Regions from separate parts of the Homo sapiens genome. Here region 2 is linked to region 1. Evidence: chromatin contacts called from ENCODE Hi-C or POLR2A ChIA-PET data. All regions are on one chromosome and are shown on one strand. The core of a region is the stretch at or near the end of the contact, and the rest is flanking DNA. Distances in the headings are between cores, read along the strand shown.

Region 1 (5,842 bases), core at 1,745-4,244:
AGTCTATTAGGAGAGAGAAAGTGTATACAGACAATTGCAAGGGCCTATGATAAATACTACAATAAAGATATGTAGAGTCGAGTGATTGCACCAAGCAGGGAATGATTAGTTCTACTTAGATGGGAGTGGAGAGTTGATGAAATTTCAAAGAGGGGACCTGTGAACTGGAATTTAAAGGATGAGAAAGTGTTTTTAGATAGGCCTAGAGACAGTAAAGAGCATCCAGGTAGAGGAAGCAGCATGTACAAAGAAAGGCAAAGTGAACTGCTGGTTGTGGCAGAGTCAGGATATGCCAGGCAAGTGGAGGAAGATGTACAGAGTTCTAAACTTGTTTTTTGTTTTTTGAGACAAGGTCTCTCTCTGTCACCCTGGCTGGAGTGCAGTAGTGCAATCATAGCTCACTGCAGTCTCAAACTCCTGGGCTCAAGTGATCCTTCTGCCTCAGCCTCCAAAGCAACTGGGACTATAGATGTGTGCCACCATTCCTGGCTCATAGATGCAGTTTCTAACTGCTGATAGAAACAGTTAGGTTTCTTTAAATGTTCACATGTATCATGACTTGAAAGTGATATCCCCAAAGTGAAAATAATGGTTAAGTCCTTTAACTTTTTAAGTTGTTACTTTTTTTTTTTTTTTTTTTTTTTTTGAGGCAGTCTCAGTCTGTCACCCAGGCTGGAGTGGAGTGGTGTGATCTCGGCTCACTGCAACCTCTGCCTCCTGGGTTCAAGCGATTCTTACGCCTCAGCGTCCGGAGCAGCTGGGATTACACAGGCACCTGCCACCATGCCCGGCTCATTTTTGTATTTTTTGTAGAGACGGGGTTTCTCTATGTTGGCCAGGCTGGTCTCAAATTCCCAACCTCAAGTGGTCCACTCACCTTGGCCTCCCAAAGTATTGGGATTACAGGCATGAGCCACCACAGCTGGCCGAAAAACCCCTTTATAAGGGCATCACATCCTATTCTCCCCTCATGACTCAATCGTCTCCTAAAGGCCACACCTCATAACACACTTGCTTTGGAGATTAAGTTTCAACATGAATCGTGGACAGGACAAAAACATTCAAACCATAGCACTGATCATTGGGGAAATTGCATGGGGTTAGGAGGGCATTCAGAGGTGATTACATTCAACTCATTAGCCTCTCTACACCTTAGTTTTCTAATAGGCAAAAAGTGCATAGTAATAGGATTGTTGTGGAGACTAAGATGAGATGATGTATGTAAAAACACTTAGCTCATTGTCTGGCACATAGTAAATTATCGTAAATATTAGTTATTATTAGAGTATAGCTGTTATGGTTGGTAAATACCAAATTGAAAGGTCATAGTCCATTTATTCATTCATATGAATTTATTTGGCATTTACATGCCAGGCATTGTGCTAGATTCTGGTAAGCAAGTGAACAAAATTCATCTCTGTTTTCACGAAGCTTGTGTCCTAGGATACAGTTAATAAATATACCAGACGAGATGGTGATTGTGCTACAGAGAATAAAACAAGGTGGGGTCAAAGTAGGGGATGTGCATGGGTGTTACTATGGGGTAGTTAGGAATGCTTTCCCTAAAAAGGTGACATCTGGGCAAACGCTTGGAGAAAGGGAAGGAGTAAAAAGAATTCCAGACAGATTTTTACTGGAAAACGTGGTTAAAAATTTGAGGGCGGGGGGCCGGCTGCGGTGGCTCATGCCTGTAATCCCAGTACTTTGGGAGGCCAAGGCGGGCAGATCACCTGAGGTCAGGAGTTCAAGACCAGCCTGGCCAACATGGTGAAACCCCGTCTCTACTAAAAATACAAAAATTAGCCAGGTGTGGTGGCAGGCGCCTGTAATCCCAGCTACTCGGGAGGCTGAGGCAGGAGAATCGCTTGAACCCGGGAGGCGGAGGTTGCAGTGAGCTGAGATCGTGCCATTGCACTCCAGCCTGGGGGACAAGAATGAGACTTTTTCTCAAAAAAAAAAAAAAAATTTGAGGGCAGGAACCACTTCTTTTACATTTTGGTAGCATGCAAAAACAATGTAGGCCTGAAACATATTACATTCTTATTGAATGACTATTCAACATAACATACTGAAACATAGCATTAGTTAGGTGCTTAAAATAGGTGTGATTATCAGTATAATTAGAACTGCAGTTTTTTTTCTATTTCACTTTAAAAATTAAGCAACTTTTCTTTTCTTTTTTTTTTTGACAGGGTTTTGCTCCATTGCCTAGGCTGGAGTGCAGTGGTGCAGTCTTGGGTCACTGCAGCCTTGACCTCCCAGGCTCAATCTATCCTCTTGCCTCAGCCTCCCAAGTAGCTGGGATTACAGCCGCACGCCACCATGCCCGGCTGATTTTTGTATTTTTGGGTAGAGACGGGGGTCTCACCATGTTGCCTAGGCTGGTATCGAACTCCTGACCTGAAGCAATCCTCCCACCTCAGCCTCCCAAATTGTTGGGGTTACAGGCATGAGCCAGTGAACCCTCACACCCGGCTAACATTTATTTTTTGAATTAGTAACACATTCACATGAAGCAAACATCAAAAAGTATAAAAAGCTATTCAGTGAAGTCTCCCTCTCTCTCCCGTTCCCATCCACACACTTCCCATTGCTCCCCACAGGTAATACTTACTCATTTTTCTTTCATCTTTCCAAAGACTTTTTTTTTAAAAAACGAATATATCGGGAGGCTGAGGCAGGAGAATGGCATAAACCTGGGAGGTGGAGCTTGCAGTGAGCCGAGATCGCGCCACTCCACTCCAGCCTGGGCGACAGAGCGAGACTCCGTCTCAAAAAAAAAACCAAAAACAAACCGAAAACAAACAAAAACAAAAAAGAATATATAAGCCAATACATGTTGTACTTAAGGAAAAACATCAAATATCCAGGTATCTTTTCCGAAGCTTGTATTTAAAAAGAAAATAAAATCAATCATATTTTGCCCCAGATGCTCAAGATTACCCACGTATCTTAGGCTAATGACCTTCAAGCCGGAAGTGCCCTAGGGCGGGAAAAGGTGAACCGGAAGGGCCAACAGGAGCTAGAGGCGCGCTTCGCTGAGGTAAGTCGGAGCAGTCACAAGCGTGTAGTTGGGCTGTTTAGGAAGCAGCCCTAATCTTTTCATGCAGGGTCCACTTACGGGTTTGCCCTGCACCTCCAGCTGCGTAACCTACCCTTCCTTGCTCTGGTTGCCAAGGGGCTGCTTTGGCCTGGAGCCTCCTGACTGCTGGGCTGTGTCTAGAATCTTCCACGCTCCCGACCCAGGAGAAGCAGCCACACTGAGGCATCCATCTGGATCTCTGCTTGGGCAGGATTGAGACTGCGGGTGAGTCATGAGGGTCTCGTCTGTTCATCGTGGAGAAGCGCCTTCTGTACATGTGCCTTGCGTGGTGGTGGTTTTTGTTTTAAACCTCATATTTGCCTTATGAATGCAATGCAATCATGTCGATTGTTCTTCTGAAAATTTTCAAACAACTCTGACCGCTCAGAGTTAGCAACATTTGGAACTGTTATTGGTGAATCTCGACTTTTTCTTTGGTGAACGTTACTTTTTGCAGAATGTTTTAAGTATAGTGCGAAAGTTCTAGCGCAGTTGCAGAAGTGTGTAAATTCCCAGGGACATTTCTCTATTTTTTCTTCATTCTGCTGGTGATTTTGTTTCTCCCAAACTGCCTTGCACGAGCAAATTTAAATGGAATCTCACTGGGAATGAAATGACTGCCCTGCTAATCCTGATAATGCTGAATTCTAGATATAAATTATTTGGTCGGGGCGGTGGCTCACATCTGTAGTCCCAGCACTTTGGGAGGCCGAGGCGGGCGGATCACCTGAGGTCAGGAGTTTGAGACCAGCCTGGTCAACATGGTGAAACCCCGTCTCTACTAAAAATACAAAAATTAGCCGGGCGTGGTGGCGGGCACCTGTAGTCCCAGCTACTCAGGAGGCTGAGGCAGGAGAATTGCTTGAACCCGGGAGGCGGAGGTTGCAGTGAGCCTAGATCACTCCACTGCACTCCAGCCTGGGCAACAGAGCGAGACTCTGTCTAAAAAAATAAAATAAAATAAAATAAATTATTCATGTCATTGCTGCAATCTTCCACTTCACTTTGCTGCTGAAAATAAGTGACAACCCTTAAGTCATTTATGGGAACCTTTATGATCAGTGCACTTCTTTTAGAAAGAAAATGTGAAGATTCCACGGAGTCTTCTGCTTATATTGAGATCCTCGAATTGATGATTATTGGTTATTTTGCTTTAGTTGTGATAAATTCCTATGGCTCTCTTTGTTTTATACCTTGAAGAAAAAATCTATACTGAAATATCCCAACCTGAGAATCAGCAAATACGCTGTGGATGGAGTTTCCTCTGTAGTCCTTCACTGGTGTCTTCTCTCAGCCATTTCTTCGGCCAATTTGAGTCTTTACAACTCTCCCTGGTTTCAGGGTTGCCTTGGGGGTAGTTGTTAAGTTTTGGAAAATTAGATTCCCCACTTTGATGATTTATAAAGTGTGTTAATGCAGCTTGAGAAAACGTTTTAATTTCCATACGGCTTCATATCGTAGTGTCAGGAAGGAAGCGAATGACAGATTTTTAAATTCCGAGTGTCCACCAGGCGGCAGCATAGGGTTTTTAGTTTCTTTCGCTCTGGCCGTGTATCCCGTAATAACTGTACAGGTGCGGTGATAGTGTTATTCTAATAGTAATAGATATCATATGTGGAATGCTTATTACACGCCAGGGGCTGGAAGTTATCTCATTTAATCCTAAAAAAACAAACCCCAAACCCTGTACCGTAGGTATTCCCAGTATTCTCCTTACACTTCATGGGAAAACCATGGGAAAGAGATTAAATAACAATGCAAGGCTGATTACACAGCCGACAAGTGGTGGAGCTAGAATTGAAACCCAGATGCTTAACCACTACTTCATGCTAACCAAATTAAAGTTATTGCAAGTTTGATCAAATTGTGAAGGATGCTATAGTTAAGATGAGAAATCTGACTGAGTTTTCTGAAGGAGGTGAAAATTGGGCACTGTTATTTATATAGTGTACCTCAAGACAGTTGGAGGTACACCGTTTCCAAAAGACAGTATTTCCTAAATTGTGTTCCAGGGAGCACTAGTCCTGTGAGATGCTTCAATAAAAAAAGGTTTCTGTGGCCAAAAATACTCTTGGAATTCATTTAAGGACTCTAAAATGTCCTGCAGTGAAGGAACTTGTTTAACCTAACTTTTTTTGAACTCACAGCATTCTTAAACTTCTCTGATTACAGCCGACATTAGTCAATGCTTAGCTTTACCATATGAGTAAATACTTACACATGAGTCAATACTTACCTTTACCATAAGCAGTGTACACTTATGTTTTTTATTTTATTTTTTACTAGTCTAGCCTTTCATTAAAAAAAAAATTCTGGTCAAGACCCATTACATTGATTTTTTGACTCATGAATGAGTCACAGTCTACAGTTTTACTGCACTAGACCGTGGGGTCCTATTTTTTTGTGCTGTGCTTATTAATGGAACACACTTTGGGAAATTGTGTTAGAGCTATAGTTGAAAGAAGTCATCGATTCAATGGTAAATGTCTTTGTTGATGGATTATGTTCTTTTATCAGTCCTGGTAACAGTTGAATGAGAACAGTGGTGGGGATTGTGTGTGTGTGTGTGTGTGTGTGTGTGTATGTGTGTGTGTGTGGTTTTTTTTTTTGAGACAGGGTCTGGCTCTGTTGCCCAGGCTGTAGTACAGTGGCGTGATCTTGGCTCACTGCAGCCTCCACCTCCTGGGCTCAAGTGATCCCTCACCTCAGCCTCCTGAATAGTTGGGACTACAGGAGCACACTACCGCAACTGGATACTTT
Region 2 (5,842 bases), core at 1,453-3,952, 270 kb after region 1:
TGATAGAGAAACCTTGTTTTAACAACCACCAGTTAAAGATTAGTCAATCCAGGAAGTCCAGAAATAGGATTTTGACCCAGTCACTGTCTTGGGGAGTCCCAACCTGAGTGCAAAATTTTCAGTTCTGTTATTGCCGGTGCTGTCATCTGTATCAAGACTGTATTATTATTATTAAGAGTATTAGAATGTATTTAGATTGATTCATCCATGTGACCTCTACTCACCATATACCAGTCTCACTGGCTCCTTCCTTCCTTCCTTCCTTCCTTCCTTCCTTCCTTCCTTCCTTCCTTCCTTCCCTTCTTTCCTTCTTTCTTTCCTTCTTTCTTTCTTTTTTTGATGGAGTCTCACTCTGTTGCCCAGGCTGGAGTGCAGTGGTGCAATCTCAGCTCACTGCAACCTCTGTCTCCCGGGTTCAAGTAATTTTCCTGCCTCAACCTCCCGAGTAGCTGAGATTACAGGTGCATGCCACCACACCTAGCTAATCTTTTGTATTTTTAGTAGAGACAGGGTTTTGCCACATTGGCCAGACTGGTCTCCAGCTCCTGATCTCAAATGATCCGCTGCCTCAGCCTCCCAAAGTGCTGAAGTTATAGGACGTGAGCCACTGTGCACAGCCCACTGGCCTTTTTCAATTTTTTATTTTTGTATATGAGGCATATTTGCACTGTAAGGCCTTTGCACATGCTGTTCCCTCTGCAGATAATTACTTTGCTTTGGGTCTTCAAATGTCACACCCTCAGACCACCCGGTCTAACATTGCTTCTGCTCCATCCTCAACTTGGCTGAGCCTCTACTGGACATTTCTGGGTTGGATCCAACCTGGGATAGGCCACCCTGTCTAAGGAGACTTGTCCACATCCCCCAGAGGCTGCTTAGTTGTGCTTGGTGACACAGCAAAGGACAGGATTGATGATTTGGAGGAGCCAGGGAAGTGGCTCCAGGACCAGCCAGCCAGCAAAGGCCACTTAAACTTAGCTTTTTCTGAATTAGTTAAGATGACTAGAAAAAAACAGAAAACAGAATGTGGTCAGCGACAGAATACTTTAATGATTGAAAACATAGAATCAGTAAAACATGGTCATCCTTGGCCCACCAAGAAATTGGTAGGTTTGGCAGTGCAGAGTTATCAAAGCCAAATATTCGCAAGTTCTTAAAGAAGTGAGAACATTAAAAATATAAATCAAGGAAAAGAGTATTAAAGCATCTTGCTGAGGTGCTTTTAACATTAAGCCATTCTTACCCCTGATGTGAAAACTGACAAAAGTTCAGTCCATTGGTTCAAGAGGTCTTGGTTGGTCACGCAGGCATCCACTGCTAGAAACCATGATAGCGATCTATTTAGATAAAGGCTCTGAATAAAAGAGCAGAGACTTCTCAGTCAATTCTCACTGACTCTATAAAAGACATCTATTCAACTCTGTGATTTTTATCACCTCTGTAGATAATAATGATCTTATGATTTTTGAAGTAATATGCCTAAGATTTCTGAATCCCATATTAGAATAAAATGATCTAGCAATGGGATAGACTATTACAAGTAGGACTGTTTTTTTCCTTATCTAACATCAACTTATCCATCCTTAGGAATAATCAAATTTTGGGCATGGAACCAATACCAAAATATGAACTTATCCTTTCCCTCCATTTGTATGTGGCCTCAAAGCCATGGGGTGGTTGAGGGGGTGACATTTGAAGACCCAATGCAAAGGAATTGTCTGCAGAGGGAACAGCATGTGCAAAGGCCCAATGGTGCAAATATGCCTTATATGCATAAAAAAAAATAGAAAAAGGCCAGTAGGCCGGGTGCAGTGGCTCACACCTGTAACCCCAGAACTTTGGGAGGCCAAGGTGGATGGATCACTTGAGGTCAGGAGTTCGAGAACAGCCTGGCCAACATGGCGGAACCCCATATCTACTAAAAATCCAAAAATTAGCCGAGCGTGGTGGCTGCGTGCCTGTAATCCCAGCTACTAGGGAGGCTGAGGCATGAGAATCGCTTGAACCCGGGAGGCGGAGGTTGCAGTGAGCTGAGATTGCGCCACTGCACTCCAGCCTGGGTGACAGAGCAAAACTCCGTCTCAGCAAAAAAAAAAAAAAGAAAAGAAAGAAATAGAATAGATGAATAGTCTGAAAGTGTAATGGATTGCATGTGGCTTAACAGATCCATTTTTCATGAGATGCCCTGGTGGTTGTCAGCTGTCTTCTAGGTGAGATTAAAACTTGGCCACTCTTTCAGTTAATAGCAGTGTCTAGGGGTTGTGAGGCCATCCTCTAAGGTTGTATCAGTAAAAACATGATTTAAAAAGGCTTGCCCCCTACTTGCCTTTACCAATAATGGCCAAGACTTAGAGGTAGATGTGAGGCCTGTGCTTCGAATGCACCATAACCTTTCCAGAGAAGTTTTGGGCTGGGCTCCACTTCGGGGCTCCAAGCCAGGGTGGACCATGTGTGTGCTGCTCTGCTCAGCTCTGCGAGTTCAAGGACAGGCCTGGCTCCTCTTTTCTAAGCTCGGCTCAGGTCTTCAGCCAGCTTACCCACTTAGGAAGTTCCCCTGCCCTTGTGGAGAACAAACATTTGTAAAAGATGGCCTGGAACTTTGTTCCGGTTTCATTTAGACAGGCCAACTATGCCAAAGGCAAATCCTAGCAGCAGCAGAAGAAAGAACTGGACATTGCATTCTCTCTGCAAAAAGGAAGATGGTGTCGGGCCCCTCCTTGTGGGCTCATGATGACATAGTCAAGGGTGTAAATGAGCCTGATTTTTTCCCCCTTTCTCTTCTTTCCTCCCATAGACAACAAGATTCATGGTGTTTTCCCTAATTTTATCTTCATTAATCTTATTAATAGGTTTTGGCAAAGTTTGTTCCATCAGCACTCTCCATGGGGAATGTTTTCTTTACCAAAGTTCACGATTCTCCTATTCAAATCCCTAATTTCCATGGTTTCACTTCAGTGCTTTAGTGCTCCTGAGGCCTTTCAGGAATGAGCTCAATTATCAACCCCGAGTGAATCTGAAACCTGATTCAGTCTTCTTATGGTCTGATTAAAACAATGCGCTTTTATAAATGTCACTAAAGAAATCGTCAAACCTCAACTGCTAGAGGTTGGCCAGGCAATAATTTCCTCCTGTGAACTTGTGGCTTATTATCTTTCAAATATTTGAAGCAGATCAGTGGTCTGGTGGTCATTGTGTGTCTTAGGAGGTTAAGATTTTACTGTGAAAAACATTCCTTATGATTCTTGGCACGCACATTCCAAAAAAAAAAATTCTATCAAGACCTGACAGTTATAAAATTAATTATTTGAGCTTGAACAATTCAAAAGCATCATCAAATTAAAACAAGGTAATTTGGCACAGAGGTTATTGCTCATCATGTCTTCTAATTACTTTTCTGTATTTTGAAAAAACAAAAACAAAACATTAAGTGCTGAGATAATGAACTTTGGGGGCGGCATTCCGCAGCAGTCCCCTTGGTGATGGAAAACAGCACTGACTTCCAAACAGACCCATCTGATCTTTCCCAGAAGGATGTGGGTTATTATAGGATGTGGCGACTCTGACACTCAGTCTCTTCAGAACACCTTTACAACACATGAACACGAACCACATGCATGTCTCTGGCAGCAAGGGAGAATAAAAAGAAAAAGAGACTCAAGAGTGCTTTTTAAAAAATTCAACTTTATTGAAGCATAATTGACATTTAATTAAGTGCATTATTTTAGGTGTGTAGTTCTGAGTCTTGACACTTATGCACACTGTAGTGTACCCACCAGTACAATCAAGATATAATACATTTCTGTCACCCCCAAAACCTCCTGGTGTCTGTCACAGTCAATCCCCACAATCCATCCCACTTTCCAGCCCCAGGGAAACTGTTTTCCATTGCGATAAAGTAGAATTTCATATACATAGAATCACAGGGTGTTACTCTTCAATATTTGACTTCTTTCATTCAGCAAAATGTTTTTTATTTTTATTTTTATTTGAGACAGAGTCCCGCCCTGTCACCCAGGCTGGAGTGCAACCTCCACCTCCCGGGTTCAAGCAATTCTCCTGCCTCAGCCTCCCTAGTAGCTAGGATTACAGGTGCCCACCACCATGCTCAGCTAATTTTCGTATTTTTAGTAGAGACCAAGTTTTGCCAAGTTGGTCAGGTTGGTCTCAAACTCCTGACCTCAAGTGATCTGCTTTCCTTGGCCTCCCAAATTGCTGGGATTATAGGCATGAGCCACCACGCCCAGCCAGCAAAAATGTTTTCTAAAATTCATCCGTGTTGCCACATGCATCAATAGTTTCTTCTTTTTGATTGCTGAGCGGTATTCCATTGTGTGAATGTTACCAAAATTTGTTTATTCATTCACCCATTGGTGGACATTCGGGTTTTTGCCAATTCTTTTTTTTTTTTTTTTTTAACAGAGACTTGCTCTGTTACCCAGGCTGGAGTGCAGTGGCACGATCTTGGCCCACGGCAGCCTCTGCCTCCCAGGTTCAAGCAATTCCCCTGCCTCAGCCTCCTGAATAGCTGGGATTACAGGCACCTGCCACCATGCCTGGCTAATTTTTTTGTATTTATAGTAGAGACAGGGTTTCACCATGTTGGCTGGGCTGATCTCAAACTCCTAACCTCAAATGACCCACCTGCCTCAGCCTCCCAAAGTGCTGGGATTATAGGCATGAGCCACTGTGCCCGGCCTTTTTGTGCTATTTGAATAAAGCTGCTGTAAGTCTTTTTGTGGATAATCACATCTTTTTTAAAAGAATAAGTAGGCCAGGCCTGATGGCTCACACCTGTAATCCCAGCGCTTTGGGAGGATTAATCAGGAGGGTTGTTTGAGGCCAGGAGTTTGAGACCAGCCTGGACAACATAGTGAGACCCCCATCGCCACAAAAAATAAAAAACATTAGGCAGGTATGGTGGTGCTCACCTGTATTCCTAGCTACTTTGGAGGCCACAGCTGGAGAATTGCTTGAACCCAGGAGTTGGAGACTACAGTGAGCTTTGATTACACTACTGCACTCCAGCCTAGGTGGCAGAGCCACACCCTGTCTCAAAAAAAAAAAAAAAAAAAGAAGAATAAATATAAGAAACCTAAAAACCTTATGCAAAGGCCATAGTTCTGATGTCAAACAAGAGAAGCAGGTAATGTAAGTGAGGGAAGCAGGCTAGGTATAAGACAAGGGGAGTGGTAGGGACTATGGCAATCGGCCACAGGAAGAGTTTGAAACTCCTAGTTTACAGAAATAATGTTAAGAAATTCGAAGATTTAATAAACTCAAATTCTCAAAAGAAAAAGCTTTACAGGTCAGTGCATTCCTTTGGGTCAAGGAACAAAGAGCCCTTTTCAGACTTTCTCCTTCCCACAGGCATCATGGCATAAAACCCAAGAACATGAAATCTGGGCTTAGATAGCCTTGGGTTTGAATTCTTGATCCACACTTAATAGTTGTGTGACCCTGGTCAAATATCCCCAACTCTCTGAACCTTAGTTTCCTTATTTGTAAAAATGGGGATAAAAATAACACCTACCTCCTAGGGTAGTGGTAAAGAATAAATAAAGACATGGGTGGAGTTAGCCTAAACATTTGCAGAAATTCCTGGCTGCATGCCAGGCACTTTACTGTCATCATTTTGTTTTATTAAAACCTCATCCCAAGGAGAACTACAAACCACTGATCAATGAAATAAAAGAGGACACAAACAAATGGAAGAACATTCCATGCTGCGGATAGGAAGAATCAATATCATGAAAATGGCCATACTGCCCAAGGTAATTTACAGATTCAATGCCATCCTCATCAAGCTACCAATGACCTTCTTCACAGAATTGGAAAAAACTAC

What was found. Hi-C counts contacts between places; a loop is a spot of excess contacts on that map. ChIA-PET counts read pairs that join two places held with the same protein, here RNA polymerase II (POLR2A). Pooled maps may share reads with other maps.
Region 2: a loop to region 1 is called in a map of IMR-90, with 5 times the contacts of the local background. The contact joins the enhancer-like site here to the promoter of CCDC73 in region 1. A Hi-C loop is called at or near these places in 1 of 168 maps with a recorded cell type or tissue (IMR-90) and 3 of 50 pooled maps. POLR2A ChIA-PET finds 5 or more read pairs at or near these places in 2 of 52 experiments (A549 and activated CD4-positive, alpha-beta T cell).

What each region holds. Positions count from the first base shown.
Region 1 is chr11:32,791,814-32,797,655 of GRCh38, reverse strand. It overlaps CCDC73 (coiled-coil domain containing 73), which reads left to right and starts at 2,994. Exons shown (of 18, transcript NM_001008391.4): 1 at 2,994-3,043. RefSeq lists silencers at 4,499-4,618, 4,629-4,678.
Region 2 is chr11:32,524,596-32,530,437 of GRCh38, reverse strand. No RefSeq gene overlaps it. Among named protein-coding and RNA genes, the nearest start is that of EIF3M, 56 kb to the left of the region's middle. Within about 2 kb of position 2,702, at least 2 of the 41 ENCODE cell types and tissues checked have a DNase peak (open chromatin) inside an H3K27ac peak, as active enhancers do.